Regions from separate parts of the Homo sapiens genome. Here region 2 is linked to region 1. A link is an interaction called in ENCODE POLR2A ChIA-PET data of the cell type or tissue named here. Cell type or tissue: A673. All regions are shown on one strand. Each heading gives the region's core, and the rest is flanking DNA. Links, peaks and the distances in the headings are about the cores only.

Region 1 (16,521 bases), core at 6,215-8,714:
GCTTTTTATCCCATTCAAATTAACAAGTGCTTTGTGCTGTGTACCTCACGGTTTTCCTTCCTCATTTCCCTGGGGAATTTCAGAGTAACCATTGCTGTTTCTTATGGGAATGGTTATATACCTATGTACTAGTAGCCAAGTTCTCTATTCTCATTGCCAATATTTGTATAAAGAAAGGGAAGTTTTTATTTTATTTGACTTTCACTTATTCCTTCTCTGATGCACTTCCTTTTTTTACACAGATCTAAGTTTCTGATCTATATCATTTTCCTTTTCTCTAAAGAACTTTTAATATTTCTTGCAAGGCAAGTCTATTGGCAACAAATTCCCTCAATTTTTGTTTACCTGAGAAAGACTTTACTTCTTTCAACACTTTTGAAGAATAATTTCACAGGATCCAGAATCTATGTTGGTGTTTTTTGTTTGTTTGTTTTTCCTTTCAACACTTTCAATCTTTTACTCCACTCTCTTCTTTCTTGCATGGTTTCTGAGGAGAAGTCAGATGTAATTCTCATCTTTGCTCCCCTATAGGTGAGGTGTTTTTCCCATCTGGCTTCTTTCAGGCTGTTTGGCTTTATCTTTGGTTTTCTGTAGTTTGAAACTGACATACCTAGGTGTAGTTTTTCTGGTATTTATCTTGCTTCATGTTCTTGGAGCTTCCTGGATCTGTGGTTTGGTGTCTGACATTAATCTGGGGAGATTCTCAGTCATTATTGTTTCAAGAATTTCTTTTCTTCCTTTCCCTCTTTCTTTTCATTCTGGTATTTCCATTACGTCTATGTTACACCTTTTGTAGTTGTCTCTCAGTTCTTGGATATTCTGTTCTGGAATTTTCTGTCTTTTTTTCTCCTTGCCTTTCAGTTTTGAAGGTTTTTTATTCAGATATCCTCAGGCACAAAGATTCTTTCCTTGGCCCTGTCCAGCATGCATGTGTGGGGCAGGGGTATGGGCAAGGAAATCTCTGTACCTTCCACTCAGCTTTGATGTGAACCTAAAACTGCTCTAAAAAAATTTTTTTAAGTCTATTTTTTAAAAAAAGAAGACAAAAGGAACCCATGTGTATATTCTAAATTTCAAAGAAAAGGTATAGTCTTCTTATTCAACTTTGAGATTATAGTCATATATGAAAAGAAGTATTGATTGAGATTGCCAATTGTACATTATTTAACTCCATCACAATTGAAGATTTAAATACTTCATTATATTTTCTCTTATAATTCAAATTCAACTTTTATCCATATATAATCTTGATTTGAAATTTTCCTCCAGAATTATGCTAAATGTCAGCGCTTGCTTCTATAGATGCCTTTACTTAAAATAGGACATGGAAAAAAACAGGTGGATGCAACAGTCGTGGTAATGTTCTAGCTCTCTAGCTGATTTGAGTATTTATTTTATTATTATAGGCATTCATTTTATTATTACACCATGTAAAAGATAAAAAAGACAACATGAACTGCTTATATTATCAAATTTGCTCATCTATATATAGAGAGATTACAGGGCTGGTTTTCCCAGTTTTATTTGGCATTCTTTCATCTGAAAGTGAGTAAGAGAGAACGTTCTTTTGATTTTTATTCTCCCAAAGTGTCAGCTTCTGTTTGAGCAGTGGTAGTTAAACTCTTCTCTATTGTAAAATTTCTTGTGGAAATATTGGTAGGTAGGAATTGAGCTGGAGCAAGTGTTAAAGTCTTTTACATTTTCAGCTGCTCTGCCTTAAAACCTTCACTATTCTTTTTATTTCAGTTCCAGTAACATTTGGAAACTTTATTTTAATGAAGTTTCTTTGCCAGTCTGAGTTGAAAATATAGATTCTTTTGAGCATTATTTAACATTTTTCACTAAAATTAATGCCTTCTGTCTTTTCCTTTGTTTTCTTATTGCCTCTAATTTCTTACTTATGGCCTTTTCCTTTAAATGAAGAGGAAGACAGTGAAATAGAGAAGTGAAAAATATAACACAAGGCATCAGACTTACTCCAAAAGAGAATTCAGTTTGTTTGGTGTTAGAGGTTTGGGAGGGATTTGCTTTTGTTTAATGGAGTGGTGTTTAGAATAAATAACCATCAAAAGGTAAGGCTTCTGCCTCACACACACAAATGCAAAAAACACAACCCTTTCTTCATTTGTTTTGAGGAGTGCAATTTAATTTATTCTTGGCCTTGTATAAAAATTAGCTTAATTTTGAAATATGTTGGTTGGTATTTGGACTCCTTTAAACTCTCAAAGGCAATCTTTTATGGGTTTCTCATTAAGGAGGAAGGTTTCCTGCTTAGGGGTAGCCTTCTCCGGGCACTCAGCCTCACCATCTGCTGGATAGAGGGGAGAAGCTCTACACCTTTTACTACACCCTGCTGAGCTGCTCCTCATTTGTCTGCCAGCAGAAGTCCTCTGGGAAAGCTCCCAGACATCTTCTCCCTAAAAAGCTATAGTAATTCAGGGGCACACACAACATTTCTAGCCCTCTGCAGCTATCTGAGCCTCTCTGAGATCCATGACAGTCTTGGGGGTGTTTGCATGTGCCTGTCTGTGGAAAATAACACACCACCATGGAAGTGATTTCTCCTAAGTTTTAGCAACATATGCTATGGCACAGAAAAACAGTATGGAAGAAAATTCTAAAATCATATCTGATATCTGGAGAAATTGGTAGAAACCATCCTTCTTTCCTCCAACAAATAAAATGCCCAGTTCCAAATGAGAGTTGAGAAACAGAAATTATTTATTGGTAATTAGAAGTTGTGCTATTCTATTTATGCTGTGCTGTTCTTTTGTAATTGAGTTTGTAAATTAATAAAAGGCAAAGATGAATGCTATTACACATCATAGATATTACAATGTTTGCATCAAATTCTGCTTGATTTTTATGCAGATGTTGACATGTAGGAAGGACAGTTGAATATTCTGATTCTCTGTGTGTGTCATTGCTGACAAAGGGGATATAAAGAGGGGAATATTGGGGAAAAAAACATTTCAATTTGTTACCCCCCGGCAATTGAATGAAAAACACCCCTGTTGCTAGTCCCTCTCTTTTATAGTAGTGTTTTCATGCAGTAATCAATAAAATTTAATCTTCAAAAACTGTTTCAGAATGGAGGATGGGGAGGAGATAACTAGTAGTGAAGGGGATATTGGGACAGGCATGGTAGAATGGGGTAAAGTAGGATACGAGAAAAGGGGCTGTATCTTTTATGCCAGTTTTGGTGTTACAGCGTTATGACTGCACATTAGCAGACTTCACACTTACTGATGCTTCAGCTGTCAAAACCAAAAGTCCCCAGGACATATTATCAGGATGTGACATTTAAAAACAACTTTTCTTTCCAGAAGGGACTGTGTGTTGCTATGAGATGGTATTACCTAATGCATACCTTTCTACCTACTGAACCACTTTTTAAAGACACAGATATTAATGAGGGAATTATGAAAAGCCTTGGAAAAGTGTTTTTTAGGTTTTTTTTTTTTTTTTTTTTTTTTTTTTTGTGAATCCAAAAGGTCTGAGGGATAGTCTTGAGGAGCCTGGAAGTAGTTATAGAAACAAGGAGTTGGCCGGGTGCAGTGGTTCAGGCCTGTAATCCCTTTGCTAATGGAGTGTTGAAGGACAATGGCCACCTTTTTTCGTGTTTTGAAAGATTCTTGTTTGTTTCAAATCTTTTAAAAATGCTTCAGACCTTTTCTGTCTCCTGTGAACATATTATAAACATCTAAACACCATCTGAATGAAACAATGTTATGAGTGCAGCTCAGTGTTTTTTGACTTGGTCCCAGTTTTCCATTGCTATATGTTTTTATCATTAGTATTTGGGGCCTATCATTTTCCTATAAACAGTAAATGCCTAAAAAGGGATGTTGTTCAAATATGCATCATCTATTATTCTATACTAAAGAAGATATAATCTCTCCCTGAATTCTTTCTTTTTTTTTTTTTTTTTGAGGCAGAGTCTCGTTCTGTTGCCCAGGCTGGAGTGCAGTGGTGCAATCTCAGCTCATTGCAACCTCGCCTCCCGGAGTCAAGCGATTCTCCTGCCTCAGCCTTCTGAGTAGCTAGGATTACAGGCACGCACCACCACACCCCGCTAATTTTTGTATTTTTACTAGAGACGGGGTTTCACCATGTTGGTCAGGCTGGTCTTGAACTCCTGACCTCGTGGTCCGCCCACCTCGGCCTCCCAAAGTGCTGAGATTACAGGCCTGAGTCACCACGCCCGGCCTCCCCCCGAATTATTTCTACAGTGACATTTAATTGTTCATATTGAGTTTATTTCCTTTTTAAAATGTGAAAGGGGGCAATTTAGCAGTAATTATCAAAATTGGAAGTGCATTTACCCTTTGAGCCAGCAACTCCACTTTTAAGAATTTCTCCAGCACTTTGGGAGGCCGAGGCGGGCGGATCAAGAGGTCAGGAGATCGAGACCATCCCGGCTAAAACGGTGAAACCCCGTCTCTACTAAAAATACAAAAAATTAGCCGGGCGTAGTGGCGGGCGCCTGTAGTCCCAGCTACTTGGGAGGCTGAGGCAGGAGAATGGCGTGAACCCGGGAGGCGGAGCTTGCAGTGAGCCGAGATCCCGCCACTGCACTCCAGCCTGGGTGACAGAGCGAGACTCCGTCTCAAAAAAAAAAAAAGAATTTCTGCAGACATTTCAACATACATAGAAAACACTATGTGGACATGGTTATTCATTGCAGCATTATTTGTAATAGCAAAAGACTAGACATGAAAAAGTGTCTACAAAAGGGGTCTGGTTAAACAAATATATGCATACGGTGGAGTACTAGGTAGCTGAAAGGAAATAAAGGTATGAGGAAGCTCTGTAAATACTGGTATAGAATGATCTTCAATATGTTTGAGGGCTTTTATTTGAGAAGGGGGTCTCAGTTTTGCCCAGGCTGATCATAAACTCCTGAGCTCAAGCAATTCTACCACCTCAGACTTTCAAGTAGCTGGGACTACAGGCGTGAGCCACCATGCCCAGCTGAATATGTATTGTTGAGTAAAAAAGCAAGGGATAGAACAGGCCATGAAGTTTCTTTTGGGAAAGGAGTGAAATGAGATTATATGTTCATGTTTGCCTGTATTTGCATAACAGAACACTGGAAAAGATACTTAAGAAATTAACTACAGTGGTTAGCTTGTAGGGGCAAGAGAAATGGGTGTGGTGGAGGAGGAATACCAGAAGTAAATATGGGGAAAATATGAAGACTTTATAAACTTTATAAATTTTGATGATGCATACATGGTTATTTATATTAATCCAGATACATTTATATATGTTTAAAATGTTTCATAAGCAAGGCATAGGGGTACGTGCTATAGTCCTAGCTACTTAGGAGGCTGTGATGGGAGGATTGTTTGAGCCCAGGAGTTCAAGGCTGCAGTACGCTATGATCATGCCACTGCACTCCAGCTTGGGTGACAGAGTGAGACCCTGCCTCAAAAAACGATTTCATAATTTTAAAAATACATGAGGAAAAATGGGGAAAAACAGCAGTGGCATGTAAAAAGAATCTTTAAAAACAATGCTTTACTATTCACAATAGCAAAGACATGGAATCATCCTAAAGGGCCATCAATGACAGATTGGATAAAGAAAATGTGCTACCTATACACCATGGAATACTATGCAGCCGTAAAAAAGAATGAGATAATGTCTTTTGCAGGAACATGGATGGAGCTGGAGGCCATTATCCTTAGCAAACTAACGCAGGAACAGAAGACCAAATTCTGCATGTTCTCATAAGTGGGAGCTAAATGATGAGAACACATGGACATATGGAAGGGAACAACACACACTGGGGCCTACTTGAGGGTGAAGGGTAGGAGGAGAGAGAAGATCAGAAAACATAACTATTGGGTACTAGGCTTAGTGCCTGGGTGATGGAATAATCTATATAACACCCCCAGTCCATGACACAAGCTTACCTATATAACAAACCTGCATGTGTACCCCTAAAATTAAAGTTAAAAAAAAAACCAGTGCTTTATCCCCAGCTAAGCACAGTGTTCAATAAGAATATGATGAAGATCTACAATTCAAATATTTGAAATTTTAATTTAATAGACCTAATTTGCAGAATATATTGATGTATTTTGTTTCTTTTTTGGGGGATATGGGGGTGTTTGATTAGAACTTTCTTATGATGGACTTTGTCTCATAGTATTGCGCACTAAACAATAATGGATGGAGAGGTTGATGGGTTAGTAAGGGGTTTAAGAAATATGGTAACTTTTATTTTGTGGTGCTGGTAGTCTGAGTATATTTTGTATTCTTATACACTTGACTCGGGTCCAGTTGATAACTGGCAGAGTTTTATAACACTGCACCGAGAAGAGCCCATGCAACATGTGTCATAACAGTTCGTTAAAGAATAGCATCAACAAAAAAATTAGTTCTTAGAATTTTTTATTTTCCAACTAATAGTTGTCACTTTCTCCATTTATCCAAAGCATACCAATCTTTCAAGGTCATCTGAAGTCCCACTGTACTACTAAGCCTTCTGGCTGACTTCAGACCCCATTCATGTGAGCTTTTTGTATCCAAAATGCCTCTACAGCCTCGGTGGCCCAATATGATCTGAATTTTATACCATCTGCTCTTCACTCACAAGGCTCTGGCTATACTCTCTTGTATTCTTTAAAAACCCAAACTCATTCCTCCTCTCAAGGATTTTGCATTCATTTTTCCTTTGGAGCTATATATTCTTCTCCTAGCTCTTTGCATGGTTAATTATTTCTTATCATTTAGGTCTTGGTTTGAATGTCACTTGCTCATAGAGGCTGTCTCTGACTTAAATGGGGACTTTCCATCACACTCTCACATTACCCAGTTTTATTTCCTTCAGAACCCTTATAACTATATGAGAATATCTTGTTTGATTTGCTTACTTGCTTACTCCCTGTCTCCCTCCTCTGCCTCTCCCACCTCATTGCACAGTGCTCCTTACTTGCAAATTAAAAGCACAGGCTCTGGAGAGAGATGCCTGGGTTTAGTAGCTGTGCTGCTCACTACATTTGTGACAGTGAACACATTGTTTATTCTGTATTTACCTCACTTTCCTCATTAATAGTCCTGTATCATAAAGGTAATATAAAGGCTAAGTGAGAAAATACTCGTCAAGTGCCTAGAATGGTGGTTGGCACTCAGTAGGCACTCAAATATTTTTTGAGTGAATGAATGATGCTCTGACTTTGTTTAATAGTTTTTCTTGCATCTGAGCCTCCCCAGCAAGATTATAAACTCTTAGGCCTTCCAAGACCTTGCAGAGCTCCAACTATAATTTAACAAGGTTGAAGGCACATAGGTGATTAGTGAATACTGCTTAAAATACTGAACTTACTGTAGATTTCTCAGAAACTTGTTTTGCATTCCTGAATCTCTCTGTGTTAGGGCAAAATCATCTAAGAAGGACATCATGTCACTTGCGAATTCCAGTTTCATCAGCCTACCCATCCCACGCAGTTAAGCTTCCTTGTTTGTGGTTAGGAATGCAACAAAAGGGCTTTGTTTGAATTACACCCACACACAAAACTTAGTTTGCTAAATTTTAAAATTAAACCATCTTCTGACTTACTGATATGCTCATGATGTGATGTACTTTAGGAAAATATTTCTTTAAGTTCTTAAAGATCAAAGTGATCCCAAAATGTAAAATTAGTATGCCATGCTCTTTAGGAATGCTTATTAAATGTTTCGCATCATTGAGAAAGTCAGCTGTTTAACTGAAAAAATAGCTGTTTAATTTTTTTTTTTTAACTCTCAAGCTACAGTGAATTGTATTTTCAAAATGAAAGACTATTTTAAAAATACTTTGCTTTTCAATAGGTAATACATGCGTATAGTATAAAATTTGAAAAGTTACAAAATGAAATACAGTGAAAATAAGTTTTCCTTCCCAGAGGCAGTCATTGTATCTAGTTTCTTAAGTGTCCTTCCAAAACTACTCTTTACGTTAATATACACACATGTGATTTTCCCCACATACTGTAGCAGACTGTACATGTAATTCTGCATCTTTCCAGTGTAACAATATATTTGGAGATATTTCCATATCAGTATGTATAGAGATACTTCATCCTTTTTAACAGCCATTATATGGATATACCACACTGAGTTAACTAGTCTGCTGCTAATGGGCATTTAGGTTGTCTTCCAATCTTTTGATGGGTATGTTATTTTAAAAATCATTTGCTAGATGTTGTCAAACTGGCCTTCATTCAGGTTGTACTGATATACACTGGTGGGCTATTTTTGGTCATCCTTTTCAATTCTTCGCTTATTTCATCACTTACCTCCTATCTGTACGGTATGGAAGAATCTTATAAAACAAAGATTTATCTCCGAAGCCCTCTCCCAACATATCTTCTGCATCTAAAAGAAAAGTTGTTTTTTGTTTTTTTTTCCTCGTGTTTTTGTTTTTTTCAGGGCCTTTTGATTTGCTTCCCCCTCCCCACCCCCACCGCCAAAATCATCCTGTCATCTTGTTCTTAATCTATTAGAACTGTGATGAAACCTGATACTCTGCCCAGGGCAAATAAATAGTTACCTCTCCAACCTCCTCCAAAGTAAAAGCTCCAAAGTTGAGTTTGCTGTCTTTGTATTGCAGGTATTGGACCTACTTTCTAAAGCACTTATTTTATCTGTACTGTAGGAATTATTTCATTTGCTCTTTCCTGCAGAATGTAAGCTCCTTAAAGGCAGAGACAATATCTTAGTCATTATTTCTTTAAAATATCTCTTTAAAATTTGTTTAATTTTTTATTTTCTTAAATGGACATTTAATTGTACATATTTATGGGGTACATAATGATGTTTCAGTACAAATAATGTATAGTGATGAGATAAGGATAATTAAATATTTTTAAATATCAGTTTCAACTCTTCTAGTCCTCATGTACCACATCCCTGGAGCCCGATCCCGTGTGTCACCTCCCTCACTTCTCCCTCTTCCAGGTTAGGTTCATCATGAAAACAGAGGACATTGGGTACGAGGTCCCCTCAACTTTTCGTGCTACCTACTTGCTTTCACATTTGCCAGCATCCACCTTTCTTCTATCTCAACAGCACTGGCTTTCCTCCTCCATAAGCTCATACCCTTCACCTGAGTGTTTGAATCCCATCCCTTCCTGAGTCTTTAAGGAGTCCTCCTCCTGTGTCCTGTGTCTTCAGATGGGCCTCTGCACGCTCTCTGCCTTATAGACACTTGCTTGAACTTCTCATTTAAAACAAAAACATTAGGAACAAAACCTTTTCACTCCCTGGATCCCTTCAGTCTTCTAGCTACCACCCTCTTCTCCCCTTTAGAAACAGGTTTTTGAAGGAATCATCTGCCCATACTGCCTGTCTTATCCCTTGTTCACCTTTAGCCCCATCCTAAAGCATGCCATTGCAAGGACTTGCTAGTTGCCAAATCCAGTGGCCATGCATCTACCCTCATCACACTAACCTCTTTACAGCATTGCAGTGGTTGACAGTTTCCTCCTCCTCCTCACTCTCCCCACTAGAAATCTGTGAGACTCCCATACTTAACTTGTTTTCCTCCTCCTTCTGTGGAAGCTCCTCTTGGGCTTTTTCCCAGGCTCCCTCTCCCCTAAATTTTGATCATTCTCAGAGACTCATCCTTAAATCATTTCCTTTGTCTCCCTGTTCATTCTCCTCAAGTCACTTATCTTCTCTCAAAGGCCCTGTGTTTTGTGACTTGTAAATTTCTATATGCAGCCCAGCCCTCAGTCCTCTAGTCCTTCTCCACTGAAAGTCCCACAGGCACTCATTCGCATGCCCCAGAATGAGCCATCAGCATCCTGCTTATTTCCTCTTCTCTCTCTCCACTCCCATCCCCTCCATCTAAAAAAAAAAAAAAAAAAAAAATTTAAGAGACTGTCTCTCTGGAAGCTGCAATGCAGTGGCACACAGTCATTGCTCGCTACAGCTTCAAACTCCTGGGTTCAAGTGATTCTCCTGCTTCAGCCTCTGAGTAGTGGGGACTACAGGTGGATGCCACCACACCCAGCTAATTAAAAAAAAAATTGAGCCCCCTGCCTCAGCCTCCCAAGTAACTCAGCTTATAGGCACAAGCAAACTAGAGGGCCTATCTGGAACCCCTGAAGTTATCAGTAAACGTTGTCTCACACCTCATCTCCTTGACAGGAAGACATCTTTTTTCCTGTGGAGCCTGTGGAATTTATCACTTTCTATTTCTCTTGGGTGGGAAAATCTTCTCGGCATCTAGCTAGGCATGGACAGATACTGTTGGGTGATGATGCCACTGAAGAGCCGTCCTTAGTGTCACGTGGTGCTGGTCTGAGGTCACGGTCCATTGGTGTCCATTGGCTTCTCAAGGCCAATACCCAGTCCCGGGGCTAATTTCTACTACTGAGAGTGATTCTGCCAACTCCCTTCACTAAGTAGTGGGAATGAGCAGTAGGAAGATGACAGTTTGTTCTTTCTCTTCTTTCTCCTAATGTATTTTGGGCCCACTGGGGTCTAAAATGATACATACATGAAACACCTCTAGGTATCTCATGCAAAAGAGACTTTATTTTTTCTTTGAGGCTGGGCTTTTGCTATGTGATTAAGCAGTGGCATTTGTTGAGTACCTGAAGTCATATATAACTGGGTTTAAACCCTTACTCCCAGACTTACTAGCTGTGTGATTTGGGCCAGCCCCTGAAGGGTTTAGAGCACTAGGAAGGATTTCTAATCATTGGATGGAACAAGGTGATAAACCAGGAATCTAAGTCAGTGAGGCAGCCTACCTTCAAGGAACCGGTTGAAGATGCAGCAGCCTAATTTCTGGGGACTTTGGTGTCCAAAATTAGAGAAGGACTAGCAGCAAGAATACTGAACTGCTAAGATGCTGAGCCATGAACCCTCAGGCTCCCTGCCTACCTGCACTGAGAAAAAGGTTGATTCGGCCGGGCACGGTGGCTCACGCCTGTAATTCCAGCACCTTGGGAGGCCAAAGTGGGCAGATCACAAGGTCAGGAGTTCAAGACCAGCCTGGCCAATATGGTGAAAGCCTGTCTCTACTAAAAATACAAAAAATTAGCCAGGCATGGTGGCACAGCCTGTAATCCCAGCTACTTGGGAGGCTGAGGCAGGAGAACTGCTTGAACCCAGGAGGTGGAAGTTGCAGTGAGCCAAGATTGTGCCATTGCACTCCAGCCTGGGCGATAGAGCAAGACTCCATCTCAAAAAAAAAGGTTGATTCAACTTTAGAAGGCCAAGGTGGGCGGATCACTTGAGGCCAGGAGTTTGAGACCAGCCTGGCTGACATGGTGAAACCCCGTCTCTACCAAAAAAAAAAGAAATGCAAGAAAAATAATAATTAGCCAGTCATGGTGGCGTGTGCCTGTAGTCCCAGCCTCCTACTCAGGATGCTGAGGTACAAGAATCACTTGAACCTGGGAGGCAGAGGTTGCAGTGAGCCAAGATTGCGCCACTGCACTCCAACCTGGGCAGCAGTGCTGAACTTCAAGGTTTAGTGGTTACATGGGACCTGTTATTGAAGATTAGAGAGGTATGGTGATATGGTTTGGCTGTGTCCCCAACAAAATCTCATCTTTAATTCCCACGTGTTGTGGGAGGGACCCGGTGGGAGGTAATTGAATGATGGAGGCAAGTCTTTCCCATGCTGTTCTCATGATAGTGAATAAGTCTCATGAGATCTAGGTTTTAAAAAGAGGAGTTCCCCTGCAAATGCTCTCTCTCTCTTTGCCTGCTTCCATCCATGTAAGATGTGACTTGCTGCTCCTTGCCTTCTGCCATGATTGTGAGGCCTCTCCCTAAGCCATGTGGAAGTGTGAGTCCATTAGACCTCTTTCTTTTGTAAATTGCCCAGTCTCAGGTATGTCTTTATCAGCAGCGTGAGAATGAACTAATACATGTGGGGACAAGGAGGCAAACAAATTGTCATATGTTGGTTCTGCTGTTGATGTCTTGATTTTGCATCTACTTCATCTCCTTAGCCCAAGCTGTGCACCTGCTCCCTTTTGTTCCTTTATAGTTTCCAGGTGGGTGAGGTCTGTTTCTTTTTGGCCTATGTTTACCCCCGTGATTTCAGGTCACAGCCACTGCTCTGATGGCTCCCTTCCTCACCACCATGGCCAGGGTCCGAAAGGCTGTGACCATGGTAAGTCTCAGGCCAGGCTCTGTCATAATTATTGACTCAATACCTCACTGGGGAGCTCGGGGCAATACCTCACTGGGGAGCTCGGGGCTGGGCGCCTCATCAGCACCAGCAGTTCCTGCCCATTCTTGTCTCCCTCATCATTTACCATCCTTCTTTTTAAAGATCTCTGAAGGCTTGTCTCCCTACCCTGTCTACTATTCATCAACTTATTAGTAATGAATGATGGTAATAAGACTTAACATTTATTGAGCTCTTACTATGGGCCAGGTGTGTTTTCTCATTTTTAATCTCACAAAACTCCGTCAATAGGTTCTACTATAATCTGCCCTTCATTGATAAGGAAACTCAGGGTGATTACGAAATTTACCTGAGATCTAAAAGCTAAAACCAGTGGTATTCAGTTTAAATCTGGATTAGAACCCAGGTTTTTCTTATCTCAGAGCTGGTACCCTTAGCTACATTCCAGCCTCTCTCCCTCTCTTGAGAGGGAGTTGAATTTTTCTCACTTTTCCTGACCTATTTGGCAACTCAAGCATTAGTCCACCTGACTACAGACTCCTTCAATTCAGTAAATCTTTGTTGACTGACTGTTTGAAAAAAAAAAATTTGTGTATTTGTTTCCCTTGCTTCACACAAGAACATTTTCCTATCACCCTAATCTCTAAGGAGTTGAAGTATATGTTTGTGTTTTGTTTTGTTTTTAAGTCATCATCTATTTTGGGAAGCTCTTCAGTGTCTGCTATATTTTTAAAGTTATTTTAGATTAAGATGCAGTTAATCCAGCCTCTGATTAATCTTCTGACTTTCTAGATGAGCAAAGGCTTAGCTAAGAAGGGGAAGTAACTCACATAAGGTCAGACAGCAAGTTAATAACGAAGTCAGGGCAAGAGCCCAGGTCTCCTGACACCTGGTCTAGTATTTTTCTGATGTCCTAATACATTAAATTTTATTAGCTTCAGGGGAATTATTTTTCATTTATATTACAAAAACTAATTTATTTTTTCACAGAAAAGAGATAGGTGCATTTTTAGCTACAAGGCCAAGTACAATGAGTTGGAATAATTTACAGCTATTATTTTCACCATATCCAGATGGATTCCTGGATCCCATAAAAGTGTTTCTAAACTGCAGAAAAATCCCCCTACAGTCTTACAGTTCAAGAATTTTCAGCATGAAATGCCTGGTAGATTACCTGACTTTTTTTGCCAAAAATAAGGCACAGCAGCTCTCTCCTGACTCTGACTTTCTATAGTCCTTACTGAATTATAGTCCTTACTGAATTCATTCTTCAGTGTTGCAGTCTGAAGGACACCCACATTTTCTCTTTGTCTTTGTCAATTCTTTGTGTTGTAAGGGCAGGATGTTTAAAAGTTGAAGTCATTGACTTGCAAAATGAGAAATTTCAGAGGGCATTTTGTTCTCTAGACCATGTAGCTTAGAGCAGTGTTCACACTGAGGTTGCTGCTAATGTTTCTGCAGTTCTTACCAATAGTATCATTTACCCAGCAACAGGATATGATAGAGGACTTCGAAAACCCCAGAAAATGTTTTGCCATATATCCAAAGCCCTTTGGGAAATGGAAAGGAATTGCGGGCTCCCATTTTTATATATGGATAGATAGAGACCAAGAAAGACCAAGGCAACTCCATGTGCTTTACATTAATAAAGTACAAAATGTTAACATGTAGGAAGTCTAGGCGAAGTTTATGTGAGAATTCTTTACACTAATTTTGCAACATTTTAATGCAAGTCTGAAATTATGTCAAAATAAGTAAAAATTTTTACAAGTTAAGCAGAGAATAACAATGATTAGTCAGAGAAATAAGTAGCAAAATCTTCTTCTCAGTATTGACTTGGTTGCTTTTCAATCTCTGAGGACACAGCAGTCTTCGCTTCCAAATCCACAAGTCACATCAGTGAGGAGACTCAGCTGAGACTTTGGCTAATGTTGGGGGGTCCCTCCTGTGTCTCCCCAGGCGCAGTGAGCCTGCAGGCCGACCTCACTCGTGGCACACAACTAAATCTGGGGAGAAGCAACCCGATGCCAGCATGATGCAGATATCTCAGGGTATGATCGGCCCTCCTTGGCACCAAAGCTACCATTCCAGGTAAGTGGCTATAGCTGAGACTGAAGGGTTTCTTTCTTTCTAATGTCATGTTCCCAGAAAAGAATGTTTTCTTCTCTGTTTTGAGAATGTTTTTTCTTATACTCACACTAAATATTAAATCTCTATCCACTGCTTTTCTCATCCTCTTATAGTGCTTGACGTGTATATGAGTTACCTTTATATGCTTGGCTAGATCAACTTGAAGATCAGAATTATTTGAAGCACTGGCTGGCCATTTGAGATATTTATGGGGTCCATCAATTCTCAGACATTTCTCCACTGATAGCACTATATTAGAAAAATTGAGATTTTTCTTCCTTCAGTGCTTAAGTGTGCTTTCTGCCTTAGTCAAAACCGTATCCATTTTTATTCCTGTGTTTGAACTCCCCATTTGGTTTTGCTCTTTCAATTAAGGTAATTTGTCCATCTTAGCTCCAACGGCACAACTAATGTACTGAGGACCACTCAGTGTATACATTATCTCATGTAGTGACTCATAGACTTCTTTAAAACAGATACAGTAGTATTAACCCCATTTTGCAGAATAGGAAATTGAAGCTTGCGGCTGGGTGCAGTGGCTTATGCCTGTAATCCCAGCACTTTGGGAGGCCAAGGAGGGCGGATCACCTGAGGTCAGGAGTTCAAGACCAGCCTGGCCAACACGGTGAAACCCTGTCTCTACTAAAAATACAAAAATTAGCCAGGTGTGGTGGCATGAACCTGTAATCCCAGCTACTCGGGAGGCTGAGGCAGAAGAATCGCTTGAACCCGGGAGGTGGAGGTTGCAGTGAGCTCAGATCACGCCACTGCACTCCAACCTGGGTGACAGAGTAAGACTTCATCTCAAAAAAAAAACAAACAAACAAACAAACAGAAATTTAAGCTTGGAAAGATTAGTTTGTCCAAGCTCAAACAACTGATCAGTACCCAAGTCAAGACAAATCCAAGCCAGGTTTCAAAGCTGCTGCATGTAATCAGTAGGTTATACTTCCTCTGCTTTTCTAGCTACTGTTTGTTGTATGGGTCAAGGTTTGGTCAGGAAGAAGGAGAGCCCTCACAAGTGGTTTAGGAGAGGGGTTATAGAACGAGGGAGCACAGCCTGACCACCATCACACATTAGAGAGAGAACTAAGCCAGGACTCCCCTCCACTTCAGACTTGGAACCCCTACAAACTGGAATCTATCTTCTGATCCCAGGGAGTTAGACTCCGTAGCTTATCACTTTTGGGAAATGCTTAGATAGCGCTAATGTAGCGAGGTCAGGAAAATAAGGGTCACTTAGTCCTTACATACAAAGGAGACGCAAGTGTTGGTATGTGTGTGCATGTGTGTTGGGGGGAGGAGGGGAGGCTGGAAGCTTCTGGAAGGATTACTTAATGAACAGATGGTAGCTATGCATTTGGCAAGGCCAGAACTCAGTCACAGCCCTTAATACTCATGTCTGGTCAAGTCAAGGGCCAAATCCTAGACCTCTCACTGATGAACAGTAGCTCATGGAATTGAACAGGACAAACCTCTCTCAGCATATCAGGGTAGGATTCAGGCCACAGGAAGAGATAATGTCCTGGTTCCTTCCTGGTTACAGATGCTCCTCTCCCTTGCCCATGTCCTTCCCAATCACCCTGAAAGAAATTATTCTCACCGTCTGAGCCATCTGTTCTCAGAGAGCAGGTTTCCTAGCAGTGTCTCCTGACCCTTGACAAAGCCAGACTACTTTTGCTTTACAGGCATGGAGGTGTTGAGGGCCTTTAGAAGGTAAGGTGTGTGGAGCCTAACAATGAAGGAAGAATAGCATAGTGGTAAGGGACTGGGCCTTTAAGTCAGACCTAGGTTTAAATCTCCCCTTACCCCTACGGTGTAAGCTTGAGCAAATCATTTAACCTTTGATCTTGGCTTCCTTTTCTGTAAAATAACTAGTACCTACATCATTGGATTGTTGTGAGGATTATATAAAATAGCATATGTGCAATTCTTAGTACATAGTAAGCACTCAATGAATGATGACTGATTATAATAATTAAGCTGAAGACTTCAGGACACCATGAAACCTGGTACTGAACTTGAGGGTGAATGGCCAGCACACACTTATAAATGCAGGTGGGTATGTATTAACAGAGTGCCCTTCAACAGTGGGGTCCTTTGAGCATCCTTACTCCTAACCTTCTTATGAAGCCCTAAATCCAAAGCCACACTGTGACTTAAAAAATGTGCTGGCCCTTCAGCAGAGATAAGCACTGCAATCAGTACTTAGAATGACTGCTTACAGTAACTATGGTGAGCTCCAG
Region 2 (13,768 bases), core at 5,321-7,820, 80 kb after region 1:
ATAGATAGTTCCTTGGAACTATATCACTGCCACCTCAAAGCCAGTATTCCCTTTTTTTTTTCCTTTGGAAACAGGGTCTGGATCTGTTGCCCAGGCTGGAGTGCAGTGCTGTAATTATAGCTCACTGCAGCCTCAAACTCCTGGGCTTAAGCGATGCTCCTGCTCCAGCCTCCTGAGCAGCCAGGACAACAGGTGTGTGCCACTACATCCAGCTAATTATTTTATTTTTTGTAGAGATGGGCTCTTGCTATGATGCCCAGGCTGGCCTCCAACTCCTGGCCTCAAGTGACCCTCCCATCTTGGCCTCCCAAAGTGCTGGGATTACAGGCATGACCCACAGTTCCTGGTCAAGGCCAATATTTTCAAAACCAAAACTCTCTTCCCTCCTAAACCCTCTATATCTGTTATTAGTACCACCGTTATTCCTAGGATACAGATTTACCTCATTCATTCATTCAATAGTTATTGGGTTTTACTTTGAAATCCCTCTGCTAGAAGTAGATGGACAAAGTGGACATAATCCCTGCTCTTTCAAGGCTTACAGTTTATTACAGTCTAGTTGCTCCTTCCCTCCTTTATCCTTTCCATGTTTAATGAATAAACAGTAATCATGTTATTGCCTGAGAGAAAGGAGAGGGCTCCAGGAGTCAGCAATTAATTATCACCCAGGTTACACTGGGCTATCCACCCATCACTCCTATGTGCATGGCCCTTCAGGCCCAGTGGTTTGGTTACTTCTGCATCCTGCTTAGGGCATTCTAATAGTTTCTGAAGCTGCCTATGTTTCATTCTGCTGTATATCCCAGTCTGCCTGGGACGGTGCTAGTTCATGCTTATTGTTGCAGTGTAATTAACAGTGCCCCCTTTCTCTGTCAAATGTATCCTGGTTTGGCCAATAAATTTTGTGACCACCCACTCCTGAACCACACACAAACATTTCTAATCTGAGCACTTACTACTTATTCATGCAAGCCAGCAGGCCAGTGGAGCCCCTCTGTTTCCAGAAACTGGTAGATTTTAGGGTGTTAGGGAGCACTAGCTCTTCTCCTCTGTTCTTCTAAGAGGGATCATCTGTCCTAGGGAATTTCCTTTGCCTAAGAGTTTGGACTTTTAAACATAAAAGCCATAAAGGGTTGCAGCCTCCTCCTAGTTTCCCCATTCAGCCAGATCCCTTGCCCTAGATAGGGGGAGGAAAAGAATTTAGAGAAAAGGCCTGACTTACGATCTCAAAATATCCAAGATTTAGAACCCAGTTATTCATATACATGCTCTCTTCTAATCACTAAAAGGTCTTAAAAGACATAAGTTTCCTATTTCCTTTCTAAAAACCTACACTCTTCTCTCCTCTTTCCCACTGTAAAAACGAAGCAAGAAAAAAAAAAAATTCGCAAACTGGACAGCCCTCAGAATTACAGATTTGGAGCAACTCGAGCAATGCAACGTGGGCAGAGCAAATTTATGGACAGAAAAAGGAAGGTGACATATAGAAAACGGAAGTGAGGTACAGAAACAGCCAGACTGGTTACAGCTCAGCCTTTGCCTTATTTGGACACAATTTGAACAGTTGGCCGCCTGTGAGTGGACCCTATTCTTCTGCCTCAGGATTGGCTAAGACTCAGCTCTTATTACATACTCCTAAATCAGGTTCATAGTTTGTCTACCTACCAAGGTAGCTTACGGTTTATCCATAAGGACTCAACTATGTGAGTACAGAGACTTTCTCAGGCCAGATTTTAGTTTGATTTAACAAGGGTAAGCTCATTAAATGCTTGTTGAAGTTACAAATATTAGCTATTTGCACCTACTGTGCTTGAGTTACAGTTCTTTTCCTAAGTACCGTACAGGTCTAGACAAAAAGAAAGCAGCTAGGTATCTAAGAGATTAAAAAGACCTAGATGAGAGAATGTACAATTCCACAGGGCAGCAAAAATAAACTTTACTTGGTTTACATTTGCCCAACTGCATATGGCCCCATCTCTTAGCTTTCACACTGTATATAATTCTGTACAGGGATAGAACCAAGTTTTCCCCTTTTTGTTCACTCATTGCCTCTCATTGCATCATGAACAAATGCATTGCATCATGAACAATGCCTCTCATTGTTCACTCATTTGTTCACTCATTGCATCATGAACAATAGTGCCTGAGATGCTTACTTCAGAATTGAGACAGGCAATTGGGCCAAAACCTGTTGAACCTCAGTGAATATAAAACATGAGTGGCAGAAAAGAGCAAAGGAAGGGAGGAAGGAAGGAGGGAAGGAGGGAAGGAAGAAAGACAAAAGAAAGAGCATCCAAATAGAAAGAAGTCATATTATCCTTATTTGCTGGTGATAAAATCTTATATTTGGAAAAACCTAAAGACTCCACCAAAAAACTATTAGAGCTGATAAATTCAGTCAAGTTGAAGGATACAAAATCTACACAAATCAGTAGCATTTCCATATGTCAACACTGAACTATCTGAAAAAGAAATCAAGAAAGTAATCTCACAATAGGTACACATAAAATAGGAATTAATCAAAAAATGAAACATCTCTATGATGAAAACTATAAAACACTGATGCAAGAAATTGAAGAGGACACAAAAACATTGAAAGACATTCCATGTTCATGGACTAGATCAATATTGTTAAAATGTCCATACTACCCAAAGCACTCTAGAGAGTCACTGCAATCTCTATAAAAATACCATTGACATTCTTCATAGAAATAGAAAAAAAAAATTCTAAAATGTATATGCAACCACAAAAGATCCAAAAGAGCCAAAGCTATTCTGAACAAAAAGAATGAAACTGGAGGAACATTACCTGACTTCAAATTGTGCTACACAGTTATTATAACCAAAACAGCACAGTATTGGCATGAAAACAGACCCATAGACCAATGGAGCAGAATGGAGAACCCAGAAATAAATTCATACATCTACAGTGAATTCATTTTCAACAAAGGTGCCAAGAACATACATTGGGGAAAGGACAATCTCTTCAATAAATGGTGCTGGGGAAACTGGATATCCATATGTAGAAGAATGAAACTAGACCCCATGTCACTATATACAAAAATCAAATCAAAATGGATTAAATAGTTAAATCTAAGACCTCGAACTATGAAACTACTACAAGAAAACAATGGGAAAACGCTCCAGGACATTGGACTGGGCAAAGGTTTCTTGAGTAATATCCCTCAAGCACAGGCAACCAAAACATGAGCGGGACTTTTAGGGTGCACTACTCTCAACACCTGAGAAGCAAAACTATGAAAATAAAAGCAAAAATTCCCCCGACCCAACCCCTCCTGGTCTCCTAGTCATTCTTCAAGTTCTGAGTCAATTTATGCCTATGATTTTAAAACACAGGTTTTGTAGCCAGACGGACTACATTCAGACCCAGATTCACTATTATCCTTTGCCTTAGTTTGATAATCTGTAAAATGGGGCTAATCTCTCTCGAGGCTATGCTGAGGATCAGATGACTGCCAAATATAAAGTATTTATATGGTGCACCGTATAAATACTTTGCACCAACCTTATATATCTTAAGCACCTCGTCAATGGGTGCTGTCATCATATTTGCCAAGAGTTATCCCAGGTGGGAGTGATAGAGCAGTGAACAAAACAGACACAGCCGCTGGCCTCCTCCAGGTGCACACAGCCTTCCAAAAATAATATTAATTAAATAAAGCATTGTAACAACACTGACTTAAACTCCTCTGGTCGGGACTGCCCTGTGACTATGTCTGGAATATGTCTAAATTAGCACCCACAACTGTTTTATAAGTCTTCAAAGCCTGTCTCCTCCCAGGCCTTGAACCCCTGGGCACAGAGACCAGCGGCTGATCCCTACCTTTGGGCGCTCGCCCCTGCACTGTGCCTGGCCCTCAGCAGGCCCTACCGACTGTCCTTGCTGACAACAGGAGGAGGGCTGTTGGCGGCACTGACAAATCAAGCGGGTGTCGGACCTCAGCGCCTAGAGGGAGTGCTCTGTCTCCCTCCTTTCCGCCCGGTCTCAGTCTCCCGCCCGGATTCCCTCCCACCGGCAGTAGCCAACAGCCTGTCCCAGCCTTGACCCCATCCATTCTCTCAGCTTACTCTCAGGGTCCGAAACGTGAAAAGGCCAGCAGCTTAGCAAGGTCTCCGACCTCTGTTCCACTCGCCCTCGCCCTCCTTGCTGCTGCGCCTAAAAGCAATCCCAGGCCCACCGCGCCCGCCCACGCTGGCTTCCCCCAGACACCCCCGGCTGCGATTCCCCTACCAGACTTGGCAGTTCCCCAGGGTGTTCGCATTAGCGCCAAGGGGAAACATTCGTTGTTAATTACGTTGCTTCTTAATGATGAGCGTCTGCCGGGCGGCTCCTCTCAGAAGAAAGGCAAAGTGTTCGGAATCGCAACATTTCTGGCCCTGAGCTCTGGAAGGATCGAGCTCCGCTACGGGCCCAGGGCTGAGAAAACGCGCGACCCCGGGGGTCCGTCCACCTCTTCAGGGAACCCACACATTCCACAGATCTCTGTGAAACAGAAAAAGTGTTCCTTCTGAAGACCAAGGGCGTCCCTACAAGATAGATTCTGTCCTCTTCCCTTTGGCTTCTTGGTGAGGGCGACCCTCTCTGCTGAGAGCGCTTCCCTCCAGCTCGCCACGGAGGACGCTGTGTAGCAAAGAAAGGTCCCTCTTCACTTGTGTGAGTTTGCTAACAGTGCACGCAAGGCTTCTCGGGTGAAAGAGGCCTGAGCCACTTCTTTTGAAGCCCTAAATGTATTTTTTAAATGAAGACATGCCAAACAGCTACAAAAAGTTGTAATTGTGCTGTATTTTAAAGCTCCGCCTTGATTACCAGTGTTGTTTACACGCATGCAACTGTAATGACTGCCTGCATAAGCTCATCTGGAGATAAGGCCTAAAGGCCGTATGTGAGGCCCCTGATGGACATGAGGCCAGGATCAAATAGCTCTTCTCCTCTCCCCTCTGAGACGAGCTCTGTGACTGCAAATACACAGGGAGGGGAGGGGAAGTGGCCTGAGAGAGGCGGCGGGAGGAGAATTAACCCTACAACAGAGACAGTGAGGTTTAAAAAAAATAAGTGGACTTGAGAACTGGGTTCATATTGGGTGCCGGTGAGGATACTTCACCTCCTTCTTGCCTCATTACCCATCTGTAAGCTAAGGAATGTTGAAAGAGGCTTTGTTCTCCAAAAAAGATAAAAACAGTTCTAAGGAGAAAAGAGGCCATGGGCCGGGAAGCAAGAATGCATTGCTAAGAGCACCCTGAAGATGTTTCTTTCCTCCTTCTTGCCTCCCTCCTCCTCCCTGAGATGGAATCAAAATGCTTTAACAGGCAGTTGACGAAGAACACGATTCATCCCAACCAAGTGGAGAGTTTTTCTTGTGTTTGATATTTATTAAAATCTTGGAATTCCACACTTCATCCATTTTTCCCATGGCTTCCCTTCATGCATAAACAGCAAAAAGGATGCTGCTTGTTACATAAACTTGTCAGGCTGCAAAAGCCCAACATTCTGTTTTCTCCCTAAGTGGGGTGCGGGAGGAAGCGTGTGTTTATTATGTATTACAAAGAGCTTTGCACTACCTAAAATCAAAGTAATTAGGTAGTGCGAGTCAAAAATAGTTTTGAAATGTTATAAATAAAGTGACAAAACACTTCTTTAGATTTCTGAGAAATGCATTCCTGACAATATTGCTCCTGCTCTCTCTGCATTTGCTATTAGAAAAGAAAGGCCTTCTTTCTCAGTCTATCTTTGCACCATCACCTGGACACCCTCCGAGATGAGTCACAGGCAGAGGAAATTATCGTGATTGCATATTGTTTAGTCTCTAAACTTCAGCTGCTTCCTGGGCAACCCAGTTGCCTGCAATTTAACCTGCCTGGATGGATGAGCTCATTAATGAGCCGCCCCACAGGCTTTCTCGATTGGCTCTTCTCCAGACCCTAGTTCTCTTTCTTCACCCAGTGGTCACTGGTTCACCAGCCTTCCTTGTGTGATGAAGTAAGTCCTCATCCCACTCTCACTGCGCTCCTCCCTCCTTCTGGAGGAGACCTTAGAAAGGGTGGCAGGAGCAGTCATTTCAAGCATCCAGTGGAGCCTGCACTTTTCACAAAGGCCACCCTTTCTCCAGGATGCTACCAACTTCTCAATGCCCTCCTCCCGGGTTCCTTGGGAGGGAGGGGAATCAAGTCAGCAATTCTTCTTTCTTCCTCCTTTCTTCGCCAAGAGGCTGCTTCCCCATCGTGGGTCAGCGCCAGCCTAGTAGGGAACCCTGAATTCCTCTCATTGTTTTCCCCCTTACAGAGAAGCAGAGTGGCCCCAGACGGTGGGAAGCCCTCCTAGGAGTCTCATTGAGGACTCTCACAGCTACCAGTTGGGGATTGGGGGTGAGGGGTGGGGACAGATGGAAAGCCTTGGGTTTTAATGTTTATATAAGAAACAGCAATTCAGGCTCTCCCTCGCCCATGTGTCCTGTGGTGAGTGTGTCTCTAGGGAAAATCCTGGTATTTGCTTTCCGGTTTAAAAAAATTTAATTATCAAGATCCTGACTTTTTGTGCCTTGGCTTCCTGCTTTCTAAGAAAGCCAAAAGCACTTGGATTAAATAAAATTAAGTCCAGACTTCCTTTTGTGGACCCCAAGAGAACACTGCTCCTCTCCTCTCGGCCAGGTCTCTTCGCAGTGTGCTCCACCCTATCTTTATCTCTTATTTTTTCCTTTTTGCTTCCCTTCCTGCCTTTCCAACCACCTTATTTAATTGGCTTCTGGGTCTTTTTTTTTTCTTTTTCCATTTTTGCCACTCTTGAACCCAATTTTATCCTTGACGCTATTTCAATCAGCTTCAGCCAGGAGCTAGTAGTGAAGAAAATCTTGGCCAAAATTGAGAAGTGCTGCTTGTTTTTAACCTAACCTCTATCAGAGTCTTCTAGCGGTCAAGAGCACCTCAAGCCACTTCTTTTTACAGAGGATCCCGGAACCGCTTTTTAAAAAAAATTTTGATAAATGCCAAAAAGTCACACAAACTGTAGAATATCTTAGGTGTTTACACTAAAAAATTGTCCCTTAACACACACTCACAAAACAATGTAACTAAAGATGTCATGTAAGTCTAAATATGAAGCTCCTTGTGAATTTGGGACCCCAGTCAAAACCTCTGATGTCCATTTCCCCCTGAAGAACCTTGTGGCCCACATATTGCTCTTCTTGTCTTGGCTCAACTAGCTACTGGGGAATTTGAGCAGCAGGGCAGTACTGATTCCTCTGTTGCCAGTCCTCTCCCCTGCCTGGGCAGTCTGAGACCCCCTCTCCCCCAGTAGGGCACTCAGTTGAAAACGGTGGCTTTCTACCTTCAGGTGTCCACCGATGACCAGATGGTGATTGTTAATAACGTTATTCTTTTAAAACCATGACTGGTTTTCCAACCCCACACACGAGGGTGTTTTTAAATTAATTGATTTTTAACTCTGTTTTTAAATGAATAAAAGTGTTTTAGAATTAGCATCATTTGAAAGAACAGCAGATCCAATTGTTGGAACTGAGTGATAGGTACTCAGGAATCACTGTGCTGGACTCTCTACTTTCATGTATGTTAGACATTTCCATAACAAAAATAAAATATAAGTAAGATGCTCTTGGATCTAAATTTACTCTAAATACTAGCATTAAGAATAAAATGTTCTGGACTGGGTGCTGTGGCTCACTCCTGTAATCCCAGCACTTTGGGAGGCCGAGGTGGGTGGATCAATTGAGGTCAACAGTTTGAGACTAACCTGGCCAACATGGAGAAACCCTATCTCTACTGAAAAAAAAAAAAATCCCAAAGAATTAGCCAGGTGTGGTGGTGCACACCTGTAATCCCAACTACTGAGGAGGCTGACGCAGGAGAATCGCTTGAACCCAGGAGGTGGAGGTTGCAGTGAGTAGAGATTGTGCCACTGCACTGCAGCCTGGACAACAGTGAGACTGCATCTCAAAATAAAATGTTCTGAATTAATTTCTCTTTGTAAGTTGAGAGAAAAACCTTTACCACTATTTCCTAAATAAAACTTTTGTCTGGCTTTCTGGGGGTATGTTTGTGTGTGTGTTTGAGGTTTGTTTAGCACAATCTGAGATATAGGATCCAGATGATGATGATTTTGAGACAGTGTCTCGCTCTGCTGCCCAAGGTGGAATGCAGCGGCATAATCACGGCTCATTGCAGCCTCAGCCTCCTGGGTAGCTGAGACCACAGTTTTGTGCCACCATGCCTGGCTAATTTTTTTTTTTTTTTTTTTGAGACAGGGTCTCCATATGTTGGCCAGGCTGGTCTCAAACTCCAGGACTCAAGCAATCCTCCTGCCTCAGCTTCCCCAAGTGCTACAGGCATGAGACACCATGCTGGGCTAGCGAGACCCATTTTATTATTAAACTATGTTTTTTTAATGTTAAAAATATTATAATTGTTTTAAAGAAGTTGACTTCATTGAAAAACATTTATTAAGACTTACTAAATGTGAAGCTGTAACAAATAAGATGTAAGAAAAATAATTATAGACTTACTGGTACATTTGGAGTAGCACTGTTAAGTAGCAAGAAAAGCTCAGGAGAGCAGACTCCAATCAGAGGAAGAGGCAATAGGAACGGTTTTTCAGAGAAGCTGGCCTTTAAGCTACGCCTTGAAGGATAAGAGAAATTTCACCAGACTAGACAAGTAGGAGGAGGTGGAGTTATTCCAAGGAGGAATGGTGAGAGTTCAGGCCCCAAGATAAGTGTCTAGCATATTTGAAGTTTGCTAAGCACAGCTGTGTGTACGTGCAGGATGTGCATTTGCCTGGGAGAATGCTGGGGGCAGTGGAAAGACCAAGATGAAGGCAAAGTTCTGAATGTGTCTCCCCAAATTCCTATGTTGAAACAATCCCCAATGTGAGACTATTAACAGGCAGCCTTTTGGGAAGTCAGGCTCAGTTCTCATGAATGGGATGAGTGCCTTTATAAAAGAAGCTGAAGGCAGCTCATTTACCCCTTCCACCATGTGAGGATGTAGCAACCAGGCACTATCTATAAGGCAGAGAACAAACCCTTACCAGTCACCAAATCTGCTTCCACCTTGATCTTGGACTTTCCAGCCCTCAGAACTGTGAGCTATAAATTTCTGTTTATCAGTTACCCAGTCTACAGTGTTTTTGTTATAGCAGCACAAACAGACTAATACACTGTATTAATCTGTTTTCACACTGCTATAATGAAATACCTGAGACTGGGTAATTTATAAAGGAAAGAGGTTTGATTGACTCACAGTTAATGAGTCAGGCCTCCGCATAGCTGGGGAGGCCTCAGGAAACTTACAAACATGGCAGAAGGCAAAGGAGAAGCAAGTACCTTTTTCACAAGGCAGCAGGAAGGAGAGAAGAGCAGGGGAAACCAGCACTTATAAAACCCTCAGATCTCATCAGAACTCACTATCAGGAGAACAGCATGGGGGAAACTGCCTCCATGATCTCATCACTTCCCACTAGGTCCCTCCCTTGACACGTGGGGATTACAATTCAAGATGAGATTTGGGTGGGGACATAGAGCCAAACCATATCAGATACCATGCTAAGAAGTTGAAGCTTTACCTTTTAGGCCAGTAAGTCTGGGGTGGGGCCCAGGAATCTGCATTTATCAAGTTCTTTAGGTGATTTTTATGCAGGTGGTCTGGAGATCTCGCTGTAATAAATACTGTTTAGAGGGGCTCTGTTATAGATAAATGAAATTTATAGAAAGTGACAGAAGACACATTTTTATAAAATGGTAGGCATGGTATTAAGTGTGAAGCACCAAAAAGACATAAAACTTGAACCCAGTCCTCAACACATAATTAAAGTAGGCTGATAAGATTTACTACAGCCACTAGGTATGGTTGTGCAGGCTGTGCACTGCACCACAATGCCATCTGAGAAGGTACTGTTCACATTTTAGGCATCATAGATTTGTGTATTTGTTACAGTTTTTGGCAGATAAGTCCAATGTCTTATTCTAATAAAAAGAGGATACTACAGCAATTTTTCAACAGATGGAAATAAAGTGTCTTGAGGAAGGTAGTGGTATATTGTTATATTAATGGCTCCAGTGAATCACATTTCCTGGTATCGACACCCTTCTTTGGTCCTCTGCTATATTAACTCTGAGCCATTGGGAAATCAGCAAATGTGACACGGCAGACTTTGCAGAATTCCCAATGATCAAAGCCAAGTTCTCCGTGATTTTTCTGGACTTTCCCTTATCATCAAAGGATGGCTGCTGCTGATCCAAACAGCTATAGGCATCACATCTGCATTCAAAGTAGGTAGAAAAGGAGCAGTGTAGGCAATGCCAACCAGAGTGTCTTTTCTCTCTTCTCTTCTCTTTTTTCTTTTGACAGAGTTTTACTCTGTTACCCAGGCTGAAGTGCAACGAAGCAATCATAGCTCATTGCAATTTCAAACTCCTGGGCTCAAGTGATCCTCCTGTCTCAGCTTCCCAAGTAGCCAGAAGTATGAGGTGTGTACCACGCACCTGGCTAATTTTTTTTGTATTTATAAAGACGGGGGACTCACTATGTTGCACAAGCTGGTCTCAAACTCCTGGCCTTAAGTGATCCTCCTCCTTCTGCCTCCCAAAGCACTGGGATTACCGGTGTGAGCTACCATGCCCAGCCCCAGAGCTGCTTTTATTAGAAAAGCAAATTTTTTTCCAGCAACATTCCAGCAGACTTTCATTTATATCTCATTGATCTTCATCATTTGGCCATTGTTAGCTGCAAGGGAGTCTGGAAAATGGAATATTAACTTTTCCAAGCCTCTGTAGTAAAACATGACAAGGAAATGGGAGTTTAGGAAAGGATATTGGGTTGACTAAACAGCAGTGCCTGCTGTGGAACTTTTAATCATGCATCCCATACATAGCCACGCTCCTATTAATACCACTGTGTTAGGCCATTCTTGCATTGCTAGAAAGGAATACCTGAGGCTGGGTAATTTATAAAGAAAAGAGGTGTAATTGGCTCAATTTCTGCAGGCTGTACGAGCATGGCACCAGCATCTGCTCAGCTTCGGGGGAGGCCTCAGGGAGCATTTACTCATGGGAGAAGGTGAAGCAGGAATGGGTGTGTCACATGGTGAGAGTGGGAGTGTGATGGGGGGAGGTGCCACACTTTTACATAACCAGATCTCCTGAGAACTCACTATTGCAAGGACAAGCCATGCAGGATCTACCTTCATGACCCAAACACCTCCCATCAGGCCCCACATCTAACACTGGGGATTGCATTTCAACATGAGATTTGGGGGGACAAATATCCAAACTATGTCAATCACAAATGTATACAACATGGAGACTGGAAGCTGCTAGCCAATTTCCAAGCTTTATCTTACAATTCAAAGGGAAGAAATTATCTCCAAGCCATTGATTTATTCAACAAATATTTACTGAGGATAATTCTACAAGTTAGACATTGAGCTAGGCTTTGAAATACCATCCCTGAGATTCAGGAATGGACCTACTGTTCTGCAGGACGAAGAATTCAGCCTCCCTGTAGGCCTGGAGAGAAGGGATAAATATTGCCAACAGCCTCTCATTTCACTGTAACTTCCGTTTTCACATCTGTTTCATTTATCTTTTCTTTTTTTTTTTTTTTCTTTTTTTGAGTCAGTCTTGCTCTGTCATCCAGGCTGGAGTGCAGTGGTATGATCTCGACTCACTGCAACTTCCGCCTCCTGGGTTCAAGCTATTCTCATGCCTCAGCCTCCTGAGTAGCTGGGATTATAGGTGTGCGCCACCATGCCCGGCTATTTTTCGTATTTTTAGTAGAGACAGGGTTTCGCCATGTTGGCCAGGGTGGGTCTCGAACTCCTGACCTCAAGTGATCCACCCACCTCCGCTTCCCAAAGTGCTGGGATTACAGGTGTGAGCCAGGGTGCCTGGCCTTCATCTATTTCCTCTTTTAACTTCCATTTCCATTCCCATTTTCCTTGTATCAGTTAGCTTTTGATGCAATAACTAACCATCCTGAAACTTTGTAGCTTAAAACAACAGTCACGTATTGTTACTCACAAGTCTGCAGGTCAAGTGGCTGGTTCTTCTGATCTGGGCCAGGCCTGGCTGATCCCAGCTGGGTTTGCTCATGTGTTTGCAATTCATCAGTGGGTCAGCTGAGGGCACTTAGCCTAGGATGGCCTCACTCACATGTCTGGTGGTTGGTGCTGGCTGTCAGCTAGGGCAGTGGGGTAACAGGGCCACGTGTCACTCGTTCTCCAGCAGGCTTGCTGAGGCTTATAAATAAGGTGGTTGTTACGGGATTCTCAAGAGTAGGAAGAGTAGGCAAGCCCTAATGTGCTAGGACTTTTCAAGTTTCTGCTTGTGTCATATTTGCTACCTGTTCCATTGATCAAAGTAAGTCACAAGCTCGGCCCAGATTCCAGAGATCGAGAAATAAAGTCCATCTCATGATAGGTGGAGCTGCAATCACACTGCAAGGGCAAGAGAGCAGGGAAGGGAAGAATTTGTGCTCATTTTGTTAACTCCCACACTTCTTTTCTTCCACTACATAGGACACCAAAAATTCGTTAAGCTGGTTAATGATCTTTGAGGCCAGGTGCAATTCACTTCTATCAAACATTGGTTATAGTGCCTCTGCACTATTAGGGGAAAAAAATAATAAAAGGCCTGGCGTGGTGGCTCACGCCTTTAATCCCAGCACTTTGGGAGGCTAAGGTGGACAGATTGCTTGAGCTCAGGAGTTCAAGACCAGCCTGGGCAACATGGCAAAACCCCGACTCTACAAAAAATACAAAAATTATCCAGCTGTGGTGGCATGTACCTATAGTCCCAGCTACTTGGGAGGCTGAGGTGGGAGGATTGCTTGAGCTCAGGAGGTGAAGGTTGCAGTGAGCTGAGATCATGCTACTGAACTCCACAACAGAATGAGACCTTGTCTCAAAACAAAAAACAAAAAACAAAGCCTGAATTATCCACCACCAACTCCTAAGCCACTGGCTGTCAACATTTATGAACTAAGACCCATTAGCAAGAAATTTATTTTACAGTATCCAGAATATACATGTACACATTTTTTTTTTAGAAAAATAAGTTATGGGCCAGTTGCAGTGGCTTACGTCTGTAATCCCTGTAATCCCAGCACTTTGGGAGGCTGAGGCGGGCAGGTCCCTTGAGGTCAGGAGTTTGAGACCAGCCTGACATGGTGAAACCCCATCTCTACTAAAAATACAAAAATTAGCTGGGCATGGTGGTGCATGCTTGTAATGCCAGCTACTTGAGAGGCTGAGGCAGGAGAATGGCTTGAACCTGGGAGAGAGAGGTTGCAGTGATCCAAGATGGTGCCACCGCACTCCAGCCTGGTGACAGAGCGGTACTCCATCTCGAAAAAAAAAGAAAAGTAAGTTGTGACCCACTAAATTAATTCACCACCCACTAATGGGTTATGATCTGTAGTTTGAAAAGCATTTTCGTAAGCTAAGGCCAGGAACACCACTTTTCTAGGAAAAGAGAACAGCAGGTTCCCTTTGAGGGGTTCAATAAAGAGCCTGAGTTTGGAGCTTGCAGGATCAAAAGAAGACCAGCATGTGGGGAGTCTACTGAATGGGAGATGAGGCGGGAAATATAGACAAGGGTCTGCCAGGAAGGTCTGCAGGTTGTGGCGGGGCATTCGGGACTCACTCTTCAAAAAAAATAAAAATAAAAAATAAAGGGTCTTGCTATGTTGCCCAGGCTGGTCTTAAACTCCTAGGCTCAAGGGAGGGATTCTCCTCCTTCAG

What was found. Peaks named below come from ENCODE experiments on the same cell type or tissue, not always from the same donor. Only the 100,000 strongest peaks of a DNase experiment are listed, where the experiment ranks them.
Region 2: POLR2A ChIA-PET joins it to region 1 with 9 read pairs; 2 of 35 experiments call an interaction of 5 or more read pairs at or near these places.

What each region holds. Positions count from the first base shown.
Region 1 is chr4:76,716,700-76,733,220 of GRCh38, forward strand. It overlaps SHROOM3 (shroom family member 3), which reads left to right. Exons shown (of 11, transcript NM_020859.4): 4 at 14,105-14,236. The region is part of intron 2 of SHROOM3-AS1 (SHROOM3 antisense RNA 1); the gene reads right to left. Among named protein-coding and RNA genes, the nearest start is that of SHROOM3-AS1, 78 kb to the right of the region's middle. In A673, for the core only: no CTCF peak of the experiment used is centred there; a DNase peak (open chromatin) is centred at 7,452; H3K27ac peaks cover 1,210 bases.
Region 2 is chr4:76,797,805-76,811,572 of GRCh38, forward strand. It overlaps SHROOM3-AS1 (SHROOM3 antisense RNA 1), which reads right to left and starts at 4,659. Exons shown (of 3, transcript NR_187405.1): 1 at 4,253-4,659. RefSeq lists an enhancer at 3,444-4,234. In A673, for the core only: no CTCF peak of the experiment used is centred there; DNase peaks (open chromatin) are centred at 5,897 and 6,447; H3K4me3 peaks cover 434 bases; H3K27ac peaks cover 1,337 bases.